Regions from separate parts of the Mus musculus genome. Here region 1 is linked to region 2. Evidence: chromatin loops called from intact Hi-C (ENCODE). Cell type or tissue: gastrocnemius. All regions are shown on one strand.

Region 1 (8,000 bases), 210 kb before region 2:
GCTCATAGGACCAGGGACCTCGTTCCTTTTTGCCGTTACATTCCCCCACATTCACCCACCCCATGGATGACCTTGTATCCTCTGTCTGTGGTACCTTCTCTGATGCCTGCCCAACACACGTCTATGTAAGTGGTCTGTCCCCACCCCCATCACTAAAAGGCAACTGGACAGAAGGTGACACGGTGCCTGGACAGACACGATGAAGAACATCTATCTTGCACCAAAGTAGGAGTACACTGTGACTCTCCTGCACCTGCCCAGCAATCATGATCTAGGAAAGTTGTCCTGGCCACCTGACCAGCTCTACATGTGGCGTCCTATAGCTAGCCCTATAGCCATCTTGACCCCACTTTAGTGTATAGCTTTCAGTACTTCCTGATATACTGGAAAGAACAAGGCATGCCTTGAATGGGCTAGGCAACCTGGTGGAAAAGGGTGCTGGGGAGGTAAAATGCTGACCATGTCTATCCCACGCTGGGCAAATGCCGGGAGCACCACTCTGAGGGTGGGAAAACACAGTCTGAGGTGTGGGAAAGCTGAAGCTGGTATTCCCAGACCCCTGGGCACCTGGTCATCCATGGAGTGCCACACAGAAGAGTCAGGAACAAATGTCAGGGGTCCACAGGCTTGCGAAGAGGCCAGGACCAGGCGCTCCCAAACTCCTGGACACTCAGACTCCCCTGAGTCTCAGGAGTTGAGAGCAGAGTTGGGGACCTGCCGGCTGAGGATGGAGTCTAGCCCAGGGCTTGGGGTGGGGAGGGAAGTCCTGGCTTTGCTCACCAGTGAAGGTCCTTAGCTTGGCTGTGATGGTGGCTGAAAGCACAGAGAGGTCTTCTGCAGGAGGCTGTGGCTCTGTAGGTGAAGACCTGCTCCATGCTCCCCATGGCCGTTCTCAATGAAAGAGTCAGACAGTCCTTGGTTCCAAACTGTTTATTGGTTGTTCATCATGGAAAATGGATGTGTACCGTACCAACTTCTCAGGGTGGACCCAAGATTAAACATCTTTTGCAGCCAGGCAATGGTGGCGCACGCCTTTAATCCTAGACCTTGGGAGGCAGAGGAAGGCAGATTTCTGAGTTTGAGGCCATCCTGGTCTACAGAGTGAGTTCCAGGACAGCCAGAGCTACATGGAGAAACCCTGTCTCGAAAAACCACAAGGGTGGGGAAGGCCAGTGAGTTCAGGTTCCAGTCCCGGACCATGTACAGCCAGAGGGGCCTTAGGAGAGATGTCATGCAGTGTACTGAAGCCTCCCAGTAGAGCAGAGGACTGAGCTCTGAGGTTAACTGAAGTGGAGACTTCTAGTTTATTTGGAAAGTTATGTCAAATGTTTTGCTGGGGCACAGAGGTGAAAGGATGTCTTGCTAAAGCAAACACATGAAAGACTGTTTTCCTGAAGCAGGCATAGGGGGATGAGTGTTTTGATATAGCAGACATGTGACAGGACGCTTGGTGAGGGAGTATAAATATGATCTCACAGACAGCGGGAGATGAGCACTGAGCGTTGGTTTGGTTTGCTTGGCCTCACTATTCTTTGCTAAGGACACGCGTGTATCCATTCACCTTACATAGCGCTCTTGAGCTCAGCGTATGATAACGCCACCATTGAGAGAAACCCGCCCAAGAACTGCTCATGAGGTAGGTTCCTGTGGCAGATTGCCACCTCTGCAGCCTCGTCTCAGGCTGGTTGGCGAGCCTGGTGGTTTCTTCAGAACTGAACTACGGCTGCTGGTTCCTGCCTGGCGTCGGCCTGCCTAGAGGACTGGTCTGCAGCTGCTGAGTCATATTTGGTGTTTGCTACGGGACTAAACTGCTGCCAAAGAGGATCAAACCCACCCCCAAAGAACTATTGCTGAATAGGTCCACTTCCCCCCATCCTAATAACTTTTCTCTTCTACTACCTCTACTGAGTGGTGGATTATAGAAGAGGTTGAACCCTTATTAAAAGTAGGTTGCAAAAAATGTATGCCTATGGTTCAAACCAGTGTCCTAAGAGCTTCCCCAGCCCCTAACTACCCTTCCTTTTGGCCATTCTCTCCTGAGGCCAGTATTTGCAATGCAAAGCAACCTCCAGGCCTATGGGAGCAGGTCACAGCAGGAACTCCCAAATCAGAACCCCCAACCTGTGAGGCTCCAGGGTGAAGGGACCTGCAGGTTTCCCCTGGGAACTGTGTCGGGGTGTTGCCTGGCAGCAGACAACAGGATTTGTTTCCCAGTTCACCAGTGAACACTTGGCTGGGTGTTCCCATGGCCTCTCCAGGCACCCAGTGTAATGAGTGGGATTTCTGGGGCCACATGAGCTCCAGACTCTGTCCACCAAGGCGGGGGCAGGGTTTCCACCAGCTTCCATGGAGACCCGACCAGACCAGTCATAGTGAAGCAGAAAGGCAGGTTTCCAGAGCTTCCTCCCTGGTGGGTAGGGTTTGGAGGTGACCCTCAGAACCTGTGAGGTGAGGCAGACCCCAGCATGGGGCGGTTGGGGCCGCAGACAGGAAACTGGCTGGGCCACTGGAGGCAGATCCTTTCCATGTCCTAAAGTTTCTGTGGTTCCCCAGTTTTCCACAGACACTGGATACTCCCAAACACAAACCGTTTTCCAAATGAAGATACAATTAAAAATGGGTTTATACAGATTCAATTTCTGAGAAGATGAGGCCGTCCATGAAGCCCCTTCCCCAAAGCCCAGCTGGGTGGGTGGGGACCCACATGCCCGGCTTCACTCAGATCTCTTGGGACCAGCTGGTGGATGGTGTCTTACTTGTTTATATTGCTGTAATAAAACACTGACCAAAAGGGAGGAGAGGGTTTATTTCTCTTACACTTCCATATAACAGTTAATCATTGAAAGCGCTCAGGGCGGGAACCCAAACAGAGAAGGAACCTGGAGGCAGGAGTGATGGGCCATGGTGGAGGGCTGCCGTACTGGCTTGCTTAGACTGCTTATAGAACTACCTGTCCAGGGGTGGTGCCACCCACACCGGGCTAGGCCCAGTCATATAGAGGCATTTCTCAATTGACTCTCAGGTGTCTACAGCTGTGTCAAGCTGACGTAAAACAAGCCATCGCAGAAGGACAGGGTAGATACTGCCAGGTGTGGGGAAGGGTAAGGAGTGGCCAGTGGCTCACAAAGGGTTAAGTGAGGGCTTCTCCTACCTCCCTAGGAGGCTCTACCAAGTCCAGCGGATCTCTGTTATCTGGTTTTCTCAGAGCCTATAGGGGAGAGGAAACATTGTTCACCTTTCCAGATGTGAGGCTGACCCGGGTGGGGTCTGGCAGGAACCCACCTGCTACAGGAAGGGCCCAGAGCATTTGCTTGGCATACACAGCGGAGAGAGGGAGGCACCCTACCGCAGATGTTTCCTTTTTCTGTCAGGGATTGTGGGACTTAGAGAAACCAACTGAAGTGACAATATCAACCGAACTCATTCAGTCAGCCGTCAGACGTTGCTTGATATCCCATAAGTGCCAAAAGTTGTGCAGCCATAAGCCAGGGTTTTTCTCTTGTGCAGCCTGATGCCAGTTGAGACAGGCCGCTGCTTTCGGTGTTTCCCAGACCTATAGAGGTGACAGTTCTGTGGAGCTGGAGATGTGGCTCAGTGGCACCCATGTAACAAGCTGTCCGTCCGGCACGGACCTGCAAGCCAACTCTGAATGGAAGGTAGAGGCAGGAGGATCACTGAGCCTAACTTAAGTAGATTCAGGGAGAAACCCTGCCTCAATCCCACTTAAGTACACGGGGCTTGGTTCCCTGCCTAGTGTGACCATAAACCATGACCAAAAGCAACTGAGGGAGGGAGGAGTTTATTTGGTTTAGATATCATCCAGAGTTGCAGCCCTTTGAGGTGAGCCAAGGCAGGAACGTAGGAGAGGAACTGAAACAGAAGCAGTGTGGGTGCTAGTCCGCCCTCCGCGCCTGCTCAGTTTGCTTTCCGATACACCTCAAGGCCACCTACTCGGGAAGGGCACCTATGACAACCACCGATCAAGAAAATGCTCTACAGACTTGCTGACAAGCCGGTTGAATGGAGGTGTTTTCTCAGTTGAGGTTCCTTCTCAGAATGGCTCTAGCTACCTCAAACCGACCGAAAACTAATCAGCACACCACACAGACAAAGACACTCACACATAAACAGATGCCAGGGCCGGCAGGATTGGGTTATGTAGCTTTTTAAAATTTTTTAATCTTTTCTATGTATATGAATACACTATCATTGTCTTCAGACACATCAGAAGAGGGCATGGGATCCCACTATTACAGATGGTTGTGAGTCGCCATGTGGTTGCTAGGAATTGAACTCACGACCTCTGGAAGAGCAGTCAGTGCTCTTAACCTCTGAGCCATCTCTCCAGCCCTGGGCTATGCAGCTTTTAATCCCAGGCCGAGGCCAGCCAGGGGTATACAGAGAAACTCTGGGGGGAAAGGGGCAGAGGGGAGATACATTGCACCCCCCCCAAAAAACCAACCCCTAAATAAACAAGTAAATGGTGACTCTGTTGCATGTGGAAGACCAGGTTCTGGAAGAGGCTGGTTTTGGAAGCTAACAACATATTACAGGGGAAGGACGTGATGGGCTCACAAAGAGGCCTATGACCCTGAGAAGCAGGGAATTCTGGGAAAGCTAAAACGGCGGAGGCCGTGGAAAGGAGGATACGGAGTAGGTGAAAAGATTGGGGGACACACCAGAAGTCCTAGGTGTCCTTAGCCACTTTTGCCTCAACCTTGCGTTTCGCCTACACGGCTGGTGAGTAGAGATGAAATTCCAGTCCACCTGGTCCTTCCTGTCCTCCACAGGCAAGCGCAATACCGAGCATTCCCAGAAGGGGGCACAGGAGGGACGCAGCTGAGGGAGGGCTTGGCTCTTTGTTCCTTACTTCGATCCTGGTTCTGTCTTAGAAGGTGGGGGTGCTGTGCCCTACTCCCTCATGATCTGAGCTCTGGCTGGCTACCCCCCAGCGCCATGGGTCTGCATCTCCACACAATCCTGCTTCTCACCTCCCAGGCCCATAAGATGTTGCCTATGTCTTCAGTTCCGTCTATCCAGCCATCTGCTCTTCCAGTGGTAATTCCTCCCACCCTCCGCTACACAGTTAATTGTGCTAATCATCCCGGGTTTTTCGGGTGTTTTTTGTTTTTTGGGTTTTTTTTAATCTGTGGACTGCTAAAACAGACCTCTTGCCGCAAGCCTGTAATTCCCACCTGTTTAAGAGACTGAGAAAGGAATTATTGACGGTTCAAGGCAGCCCGGACAACTTAATAAGATTCTGACTCATAGTAAAAACTAAAAACGTGGGATTGGAAATGTGGCTCTGTAGAACATGATGAGGTCCTAAGTTCAACTTTCAATAATACCCACAGAAACAAAGTAATTTTGTTCTTTTGACTTAAATGGTATTTTGTCTTTTATTTGCTACGTCACCTGGAAATTTGCTCTATTGAAACTCTCCCAGAAATTATTGCAAAGAATTATGACCTTATGCTTAATATCTGAACCAAAAATAAAGACTGTTCTCCTGAGTATGTAGCTCTGTCCGTAGAGTACCTAGAATGTAGAAAGCCAGGCTTCAATCCCCAGCACTGCAGAAACGAGGCTTGGCTGTGCACACCTGAAATCCCAGCTCTCAGGATGCAGTGTGATGCACCTAAGAGGTCAAGTACTGAGTGTATCTCACCTAGAAAAGGACTAGCAATACCTGCTGAAAAAAAAATAGGTCAGAGCTGGATGTGATGGCACACACCTTTACACCATGGCATTTGGGAGACAGAGAGAGGCAAGCTGATCTTTGTGACTTGCAGGTCAGCCTGGTTTACAAAGTGAGTTCTAGGACAGCTAAGGCTGGTACACAGAGAAACTGTCTGGGAAACATGGGGGTGGGGGGAGACCAGGCCAATGCAATATTGAAAAACATTGTTCAAAAATTGAGAAACCCAGATAAAATGTGTCCTTAATAATATGGAAGTTGTTCTATACTAATAAACATACCATGTCTATGCGAAGTCTTAACTTAGGGGTTTCCAGTCAAAGGGTGAGCAAGAACCCTATGTATCTTGCAGCTCTCCAAATTAAATTAAATTATGTCATCCTTGAATATTATCTATTTGTTATTTATTGTGTGTGTAGAGGGGTGTGTACACCTGTAACAGTGCACACGAGGTCAGAGGACGACCCGTAGGAATCCATTCTTACCATGTGGGTGGGACCTAGGGATGGTGATGAGGTTGATGGTAAGCGTCTTTACCCTCTGAGTAGTCAGTCCACCGGTCCAGAAAATAAAAACCTGTGGACACTAGACCTTATAACACTGAGTGTACACATGTCCCTGAATGTGCAGACATAATCTTCCTCTGTGTGTGTGTGTGTCTGTGTATGTGTGTGCGAGTGTGTGTGTGTGTCTGTGTATGTGTGTGCGAGTGTGTGTGTGCCAGTGTATGTGTGTGTCTGTGTCTGTGTATGTGTGTGCGAGTGTGTGTGCGAGTGTGTGTATGTGTGTATGTGTATGTGTGTGTGAGTGTGTGTGTGTGTCTGTGTATGTATGTGTGTGTGTGTGTGTGTGTGTGTGTGTGTGTGTTGTATCTGGACATTTTGAATGTGGGTAATGCTGGGTCAGCAAAGACAGAAAAGCTAAGAAAACCTGTGGGTTGTTGGGTCAAGAGGCTAGAAAGAAGGGGAGCTAGATAGAAGTATAGTAGAGCTGTAAAATAACAGACCGACATCTCGGCTGCTTCCACACACTTACCAGCCGAACTGTGCAGAGGGCCCAGGCCATGCTCTAGGGCTATATCCTGCACCGGGCACAGTTGTGGCTACCTTTGCACCAGGCATCGCCACCCAAGCCTCACATGCCTGCGAGGCTCTATACTTGTTTATTGGTCACGTGCTCCCAGCGTACAGGCCTAAGGCCTGAGAGGCACTGGACCCGTTCCAGGATCACATGACTGCAACAGCAGGGCAAAGGCTCAAGGTCCCTGCAGGTATTCCAGGCTACAGCAAAACAACACACACATACTCACTTCTTTCTCTGTACCTTGGCTGAGCACAGAGTGGGGCTCCTGTCTCGGGCCTGCTTGAGTCCAGGACCCAAGCCTGAGTTACAGGTTCGGGGCATTGTCAGAGCATATGGGCACAAAGGCAGCTGGGCTACTGTGCTGCACCAGTCTGGAGGCCGCTGCAAACAGACTGGGCCCCACTGCACCTTCCTAAGGACTGAGGTTACTTAAGACCCAGTGGAGGATGAGGGGGCTCTGCCAGAACCATGTCGCCATGGCAATGACGGCAACAGCTCCAGGACTACAAGCACTATTTTAGCCCCATGAAAATAGAGTCACTTTAACTCAAACAATCACAGGAGATGGTAAAGGGTTTCCCAGCCCCCAGCCTGAGCCACCTACTGGCTTTATGCCATCTGAGCTCTGTGGTCTTGGGGGGCCTATGGTCAACTACACTGAGCTCAGGTCCAGAATATGTGTGAATCATTCCTGGGTGAGGCTGGCAGGCTGTAGAACACAGAGAGCCAAAACATTGTCCAGTAGGTCCTTTGGGCTGGTAAGGCTAGAGGATGGGAGAAGCCCCACTCCCCAGCTGCCTACTAGGGACTTGTTTTTAGAGAAAGCAAAAGCCTTGAAAGCACCCATGACGTCTCTTTCTGATCATTCCTCCTCAGGGTCTAAACCCAAGGAAAGACCCGCAAGTACACACAACTCTTGTAGCGCACGTCATCAGACAGTTACTGTCATGGTTGGTTGGGAGGTAGTTGTAGCCAGCAGTGAAGAGTAGCCCAAAGCTACCACAGACTTCACTTGACCAGTGGCCCATGGCCTTTGAAATGAAAGGCTGCACATTTGGACACATAGATCGACCCCCACACATGACCCTGGCACTCACACAGGCCATGCGAAGCTATCCTGCCAGGACATAAGGAGGCATGCCCCTGCTGCACGGCATTGGCTCCAGCAATCTAGCAGATGGAGGAGTTGCTGCTCTGCAGGGAGGCTCCAGACTCAAGC
Region 2 (8,000 bases):
TTCATTTGGGACCTGAAGTTTTCCTTGGGGATTGTTACAGTTACGTTCTGGTAACTTCCATCAGTACTGGACTGAGCTAGTCGGCTTTGTGCGTGCATGCAGACCCCAGTGCATAACCTGCTCTCGACTGTTAGAGACTGAAAAGCATGTTACTGTACTGATGTCCACACCACCACTTTACATTTTCATCTTACTTGTTTGGCTATGAGGGCTGCTTTGTGGTCTGTGTCCACCCTTCCAGGGACCATTTTATCTGGCTTGTGATGGAAACACTAACACTCTGCCTTGGTTGTTTTGTCCTTACTCTCCATTATCTTTAGAAGGTTCAGAAACACCAGTGAGGGGTGAGGTTGTATCTTGGACATAGCTAAAATTTGCTGGGCCCTGGATTCAGTCTCCAAAAATGTAGAAAAACGACAGCAGGAAGGATTCTGAGTTCTTAAATATTTTTAAGGTGAAAGTAGCCTTTTTTGGGGGGGGGGGGTGGTTTTTTGATACATGGTTTCTCTTTATAGCCCTGGCTGTCCTGGAACTCACTCTGTAGACCAGGCTGGCCTCTAACTCAGAAATCTGCCTGCCTCTGCCTCCCGAGGGCTGGGATTAAAGGTGGGCGCCACCACCGCCTGACTGAAAGTAGCCTATTTTCAAAAACTCTGGAAAATGGGAACCTGGCAGGTTTTTTTCCCCTTTTCTTAGGGAGTCTGTTTTCTTTTCACCCAGATACAGACGGCAGCGACAAATGATCCCAACCAAGTCCAGGAGTGAATTTATTGCGGTAGCTGTACCACCATAGTCCAACTGGCAGACTTTACTGTTTATACGCCTTCAGGGAAGGGAGGAGCCTCAGGAGTCTTCCCCTCCTTCCACAGGGATCTTGTGGAAGGTCTTGTGAGAGCAGATATCACACCCAGCATTTCCCTGGATGGTGCTGAATGTTTGTTACTGCTGCTGGTATACGTAACTTGCTCTCTTTTATCAAATTAAGGCACCAGAGTTTTTCTCATATCAACTATGGAAATGGAACAAGAAAAGATGAACCTGAGTCAGGAGCTGAGTGCCGACTCAGCCTCCTACAACTGCTCAGCATGTCATGGGGATGAGACCTGGAGCTACAATCACCCTATCCGGGGCCGGGCCAAGTCTCGGAGCCTGTCAGCCTCACCTGCCCTAGGCAGCACCAAGGAGTTCAGGTAGGACCAGGAGTGTCCCCTTTTCCTCTCATGCTGTGTTAGGATCCTTACAGAGGACACAGCCGATATCAGGGCAGATCATCATTGCTTAGTGTGAGTTTTGCCCGTAGGGTGGAGCTTGGCACTGCCCAAGTGGTGCTGACCTTAGCAGAGGGAAGCACTGTCCACGAGACTTGTGCTGGACACTTGTTACCGACTGGCATGTACGAAATACAGGCCACACCATGTTTTCCTTTTCTGCCTCAGCACAGAGCCACCCAGCCAGAGCCAAGCTGAGCTGGGTGAGCTGAGAGGAGAGCATGGATGAGCTCAGCAAAAGAAGTGCCGGTGGGGAAGAGGAGCTGTTGTGACCCAGAGGCCTCTGCTCCTTACACAAAGGGCAGACTTTCTTGCACACGTTGTGGGCCACTGCCTTCCACTGCTGCTGCATAAAGCCTCAAGGGGAGGCCACATGATAAGCATGAGGTTCCACTAACATCAGGAGGTACTCTCATTCCTGGAGACAATAACCACGCTAAGTCTTTTATGGAAGCTTGCCAGAGACTGACACTGACTCCAGAAGAAGGATCACACCTGTGAAATGTGATGGTGAGGAGTCACTTTAAAGTCAGGCAGGCAGTCTCTCCCGTGAGGATGAGTGATCTCACAGAGCACCCATTTAGTGGTAGAGGGACGAGTGGCTGCTGCAGTTGTTTGTAGAAAGCTCTATGTGAGATGGCTGCAGCAGAGGCTAGGTGGCCAGCACCTTTGCCCTGGGTACACAGCTGATCACGGTGGCCTCCGGTGCCTATGCCTCACCACTATGTTTGTGCCTTGCCGACTTAGGACATAATTGCCTGAGTTTCTGGTTTCTGTGGGGATGTTGGACCTGTGAAAGTAGCCATAAGTCAGAGCAGCTTCTGCAGCTGGTGGCTGATGTCCTGGAGCAATGAGTGTACAAGCAAGTTTGCCTGTGCAACTATCCTTCGAGGAGGACAGAGGGTGGCCGGTGCTGACTCTTATTTCCTGCAAGCCCTAAGTTCTCTTCCTAGTTCCTTTAAGTTCCTACATGAGTTGATATTTGTGATGTTCTGTATAACCTTTTAAAGGCTATGTAGACAACCCAGGCTTAGTGAGTGATTCACACTTGTAATCTTAAAAGGCTGAGGCAGGGGGATCACAAGTTGAAGGCCAGTCTGGGCCATATTGGGAGGTCTGTTATAAAAAAGGAAGAAAAAAGGGAAAGCTTTATGTAAAACTCTAACACTTCTCTAGCTCAGAAAGGCCTGCAGCAATCAGGTTTCTCTCCAGTTGTCAGCTGGCCAGGCTGGCCGGGCTCCATGACCCTGGACACTGCCTGCTCCCCCAGAGGCAGGGCAATCTTTCATCTGCGTCATCAGCATTGGAAGATTTTGTGGATTTGGAGACAGGCAGCTGAAGGGAAGCAAGTTTGAAGGCTACTCTACTAACTCAGTGTTCTCTCTGGGCTAAGAGGAGTTAGTGAAGCCCCAGAGCCCTGAGTGAGTGTCCCAAGATGAACAACCACAATGCTGTCTTGGTCTTTGCCCTGATCGCCCAGAAGCATAGAGAGCCTGGCTGCTGCTGTCCCTCGTCAGGGCAGGCTGCAGTGAACCTTTGTTTGGATGCTCAACTGGCTGGGTCACTTTTTAGGAGGGAAGGCTGGGTTGCTCAATTGGTATCTGTGTTGTCACACATGTGCTCCAGAGAAAATATTTCTGCTAGAATGTTCATCTAGATTATTGAGGGTGGTGCCAGGTTTTGACTCCCGATTATAGCCCACAGACCTGCTGAGAGGTGCTGCCTTGGGTCCTGGCTCATGCCAGGCCAGTGTTTTCCTGGCTCTTACTAGACTTGTGCCTCCTCTGATTTAGGATCAGTGTCCACGGGAACCTGTCCAGGTCAGTTTTCATGCCTCGGTACTGTCCCAGGGAACCTGGGCAAGCGTGAGCTCCAGCGCAGCATCCCAGACCAGGGCAGGATCTGCTGCCCCGCGTGTGAATGCTGTGGATGATGGAGCTATTGTCACTTGGGTTTCTTGGAGTCTGACAGGGGCATGTCTGTTTTGCTTACTGTCCCCTTCTACTTTGACACCAGTCTCCGCTGTGCTCCACAGGAGGACCCGCTCTCTCCATGGACCGTGCCCAGTGACAACATTTGGACCAAAGGCCTGCGTGCTGCAGAACCCGCAGACCATCATGTGAGTTTACCAGAATTGAGGGGAAGGGGTGTTCCTTGGGAGTTTTATGGGGTTGCCCTGTGCAGGGTTCTGAGTTGTTTCAGAAGCCAACTGTGTTCATAGATCCTAAGTGGAGACTTTTAGCTGGTGGTTTCTCCCATGGCTTCCAGAGGCAGGGGGCAAATTTCTGTTTTGGTACACACCTATACTTTGGCACTCGGTCTGAGGCAGGAGACTCTCGAGTCTGAGCCAGCTTGAGCTGTTAGTAAGATATCAGCCGAGAGTCAGACCCTGTCTGAAAACCAAAAACACATAAACCAGGGAGAAAGAGAAGCAGTGGTGAGCTAAGGGCTGTGGCCACGTGGGACCGGGTCCCCTGACTGTGACCATCTGCACAGGTTAAATAGGATCAGTGGGACTTGCTTGGTGTTCTGTGTCTTTCCTTCTTTTAAAGATGTATGTATGTATGTATGTATGTATGTATGTATGTTTGTACTTACATACGTATGTACATACATATGTATGTATGTGTATGAGCACACTATGTGCATGTATGCTTGCGTAAGAGAACAGGGTATCAAATCCCACTGTAGATGGTTGTGAGCCTGTAGAAATACAAATTTTCTTTGTTTTTTAACCTGATTTTACTTGCTTGAAAGATTCTTCTTTTTGTTCATTTGTTTGTTTGAACCGTGGGTTTGCCATGCTAGAGATGGGACCAAGACTTGCCTCTGACAGGCATGCATTCTCCTACTGGCCACATCCCATCCTATGTGTTCCTCACAATCCTGTCGCTGGCTAGGACAACGCCCTGGAACACAAGCTCCCTGAGACCTTAGCAGTTAGTGTATCTTCCTGGGTTACACCTGATCATTATCTCTGTCAGCCCAAATTCTGGTTAGCATTGGATATTTCCAAAGAATAAATGTTTTCCCTCTGCACCACCTTTTTCTGGCCTGGATTAGAGACCTGACCCAAGGCTATGTATGACCCTCTCAGCAGTGGTCCTCATCCTCCCTTATGCTGCGACCCTTTAATACACTTCCTCATGTTGTGGGGACCCCCAACCATAGAGTTATTTCATTCCTACTTCATAACTGTAATTTTCCTAGTATTACAAATTACAGTGTAGATATCTCATGGGTAGGATATCTGATATACAGCCCCCAAAGTGGTCACAACCCTGGTTGAAGCCCCCTGCTCCAAGCTTCCTCTTGGAGGAGACCGCATCCTTGCTTTTCTGCCACCTGCAGGCCATCCAAGGAACTGCTCTTAAAAGGAACCTTGGCTGCAGGGTTGGTGTAAATCCCAGTAATGGTTTACACCCTTAGGGATGCAGGGATGCTAGTATTAGTGCTTTTGAGGAAAATTGTCCAAGGCCTACAAGTTCACAGAGCAGAGTTGTGAGTTATTGCTGCTGCTGCTGCTGTTGCTGCTAAATGTATATCATTGGAAGCAACGGTTCTTGACATGTTGTATCTTGACATGTTGTATCTTGACATGTTGTATACTCTCTTATCCATGCATCCAGCAATCATAATTACACCAACCCCAAGCCTTCTGCTAATATCCACTGTGTCATTGTCTGTCCCACGTGTGGCCCTCCCTAGCTCCCCATCACCCAGAGTTCTAGGCACTCCCCTGCTTCCTGTCCCTGGTCTGGTGCCCATATGCATGCCCACCACCTCCCAGTATCCTAGTGGTCCCCTGTATTTTCCAACCACCAGCTGCTTGCAGCCCCTTCCTGCACAGCTTAGCTTTGTCACTTACCTAACGCCTCTACAGCAGCCAGTTTTTGCTTGTTTATTTTATTTCTAAAGATTTATTTAGGGGGCTGGTGAGATGGCTCAGTGGGTAAGAGCACCCGACTGCTCTTCCGAAGGTCCAGAGTTCAAATCCCAGCAACCACATGGTGGCTCACAACCATCTGTAATGAGATCTGACTCCCTCTTCTGGTGTGTCTGAAGACAGTTGCAGTGTACTTACATATAATAAATAAATAAATCTTTTTGTAAAAAGATTTATTTATTATATGTAAATACACTGTATTATATTTTTGGCTCCCTGGAACTGGAGTTGCAGGCAATTGTAACTCCAGATTTTACCAGATATGGGTGTTGGGAACTAAATCAAGAGCAGTGTAAACCCCACCTCCTTTTTTCCTTTTTTCCTTTTTTTTTTTTTTTGTTTGTTTTAAGTCATAGTTTCTTTAGGTAGTCTGGCTCTCCTAGAACTCAATTTGTTTGTTAGATCAGTCTGGTCTCACACTCAGAGATTCAACTGTCTTTGCCTCCCAAGGCTGGGGGAGTAGTATGCACTCCTAGTCGCTGAGCTATCTCTCCAGCCCCCCACAGCCAGTTTTTACTTAGATATCAGTTATTTAGGCCAGGACACAAAATGCCTGCAGGCCGTTCTCTGAGACCAGAAAGTGCAAGTGAGAGAACTTTAGGACTATGGGTTAATGTCTAGACAGGCACCTTTCTCTGCTCTGCCTGGGACCATTTGTTCTAGGCTCTGAGGTACAGCTCTGTCACCTGCATCTCTGTATACCTCTATATGTCAGTGTAACACCTATGTTATAAAAATGAGGGCCTTATGGGGCATTGGTGGCGCACGCCTTTAATCCCAGCACTTGGGAGGCAGAGGCAGGATTTCTGAGTTCGAGGCCAGCCTGGTCTAGAGTAAGTTCCAGGACAGCCAGGGCTACACAATGAAACCCTGTCTCAAAAAAATAAATAAATAAATAAAAAATAAAAAAGAGGGCTTTATACGTTTGCCAAGTATCAAGTATCAAGTATTCCCGAGGCAGCATGGAGGACTTAGGAGGAGTTTTCGTTTCCTCATTACTTTGAGACTGTGTTTTCCTTACGGGGATGCCAACCTCTGTTGTATGGCACAGTGGCCATGCATCCTTGGCTGGCACAGCAGATCACTCAGAGCTGGTTCTGACAGGCCATGAGCCTGTCAGCTCCACATGGCACCTGAATCCCAGACTTCCTGGAATGGTCACCATTCCTCTGTAGATGACACAACAGGAAGTTGAGCTGGTTTGTGGTCACAGGGAGGCCTTGGCCTGCATATAATAATGCTGGTGACACATGCTGAACCCTGCTGAGCTTTGGGGCTGAAAGAGTCTTGGGCTGGGCCTGCCTGAGGCAGTCATAACCCACACATGGGCAGGATAGGCTGGCTGCTGGACACAGGGTGTGGGCTTGGAGCTCTGTAGTGGGGCAGAGGTCTATGATCCACCCACATTCTCTGGAACCCGGAGTCTGGTAAGTTTAGGGAGTGATCTCCTTTCACCTGCAGCCCTTTCACCTGCCGGTGGCCTGCGACCGCCTCCCTGTGGGCGGGCCTGCCTTTTCCATGCTCCTGGTTCTCAGCGGCCTGGGCACTGCCTGGCCTGGGCACTGCCCTGCCAGGGCTGCTAGGCAGGTGGTCCTGGCCCTTCTTTAGGAGCAGGGAGCTGAGACTGGCCCTCTTTGCTCTTAATAGTTAACCTTGTGTTTTTTCATTTTTAAACCAGATGATGAGGCAGAAGGGCCATGTAGTCAGAAGGGAGTCTATGTTTTTGTTTATTTGATTTCATAGTTTAGAGAACACTGCTATAGGACCTTGACAAGTCTTCGACATTTTGCTTTCAGTTTTGAGGATACAAAAATTAAACTCAGTGTAATACACAGCTAGGAGCATGGTGGCCAGACAGGGCTGTGTGTGTGTGTGGTGAGGGAACACTGCAATGCTGGGGATGTGCCTGCTGTCTCCTAGAAGGTGGAGGCTCAGAGAGGCAGCGATGAGCGGCCTCTCCCCTCCCAGAAATGCCAGTAACAGGTGAGTGCTTTGACCACTAGTGGCCTCTGAGGCTTTCAGTACTTTGTGTCATAATTTTGAAGGTTGGTTGTGGGTTCTCACAGACTGCTAGAACACATTTCATAATTGGGGAAATTGTGTTGGACTTCAGAAATGAAGATTTACTAGGCCAGGCATGGTACCAGGTCATGCCTTTAATCTCAACACTCAGGAGGGAAAACAGGTAGATCTCTATGAATTTGAGGCTAACTTGGTCTGTATAATACGTTCCAAGCCAGTCGAGGCCACATACTAAGTACCTCTTTCAAAAAATTAATAATAATTATTAATTTTAATTATTATTAGTTTAACTAATACTTATATTGATTTTAATTAATAAATAAGACTCAGCTAAGTTTATACAGTAGCATAAAGAGGTAGGCCATACACCCTCCAGGTAGGTTCATCAAAGGAAACACATGTTCTGAAGGGTCCTGGGACTGGAAATGGTCCATAGTAGACCCAGGACAGAGTCTTGAATCCAGCTGTTCTAGGTTCTATGAGGAACAGATGTCCTCTATAGGCTGACAGGTAGCCTAGGATTTCCTCTCTGTTGCTTTATGCCATCTCTGTCCCCACCATAATACATGTGATCTGGCCCATGAAGATGATTATAGGTACAGTTGGCAAGCAGGGTGCCCAAGAGGATATGGCCAAAGTCTTGCAGACAGTGGCTGGGCAGGGTGGGTCTTCAAGGTCTACTGGCAGCTAAGGACAGTTGCTCTAGAACCATTGTGTTCCTGGTATGTGGCTGCAGGTTGGCTGACAGCTATCCCTGATGGCAG

What was found. Hi-C counts contacts between places; a loop is a spot of excess contacts. Peaks named below come from ENCODE experiments on the same cell type or tissue, not always from the same donor. Only the 100,000 strongest peaks of a DNase experiment are listed, where the experiment ranks them.
Region 1: a loop joins it to region 2, with 3 times the contacts of the local background. A loop is called at or near these places in 12 of 42 quality-filtered maps.

The regions. Positions count from the first base shown.
Region 1 is chr4:155,364,063-155,372,062 of GRCm38, forward strand. No RefSeq gene overlaps it. Among named protein-coding and RNA genes, the nearest start is that of Prkcz, 6.6 kb to the left of the region's middle. In gastrocnemius, a CTCF peak has its summit at 4,805 (motif pointing right); DNase peaks (open chromatin) are centred at 4,818, 6,960, 7,353 and 7,954.
Region 2 is chr4:155,576,008-155,584,007 of GRCm38, forward strand. It overlaps Nadk (NAD kinase), which reads left to right. Exons shown (of 12, transcript NM_001159637.1): 2 at 986-1,190; 3 at 3,304-3,387. The coding sequence starts at 1,012. Among named protein-coding and RNA genes, the nearest start is that of Nadk, 16 kb to the left of the region's middle. In gastrocnemius, a CTCF peak has its summit at 4,616 (motif pointing left); a DNase peak (open chromatin) is centred at 4,616; H3K4me3 peaks cover 963 bases; H3K27ac peaks cover 3,753 bases.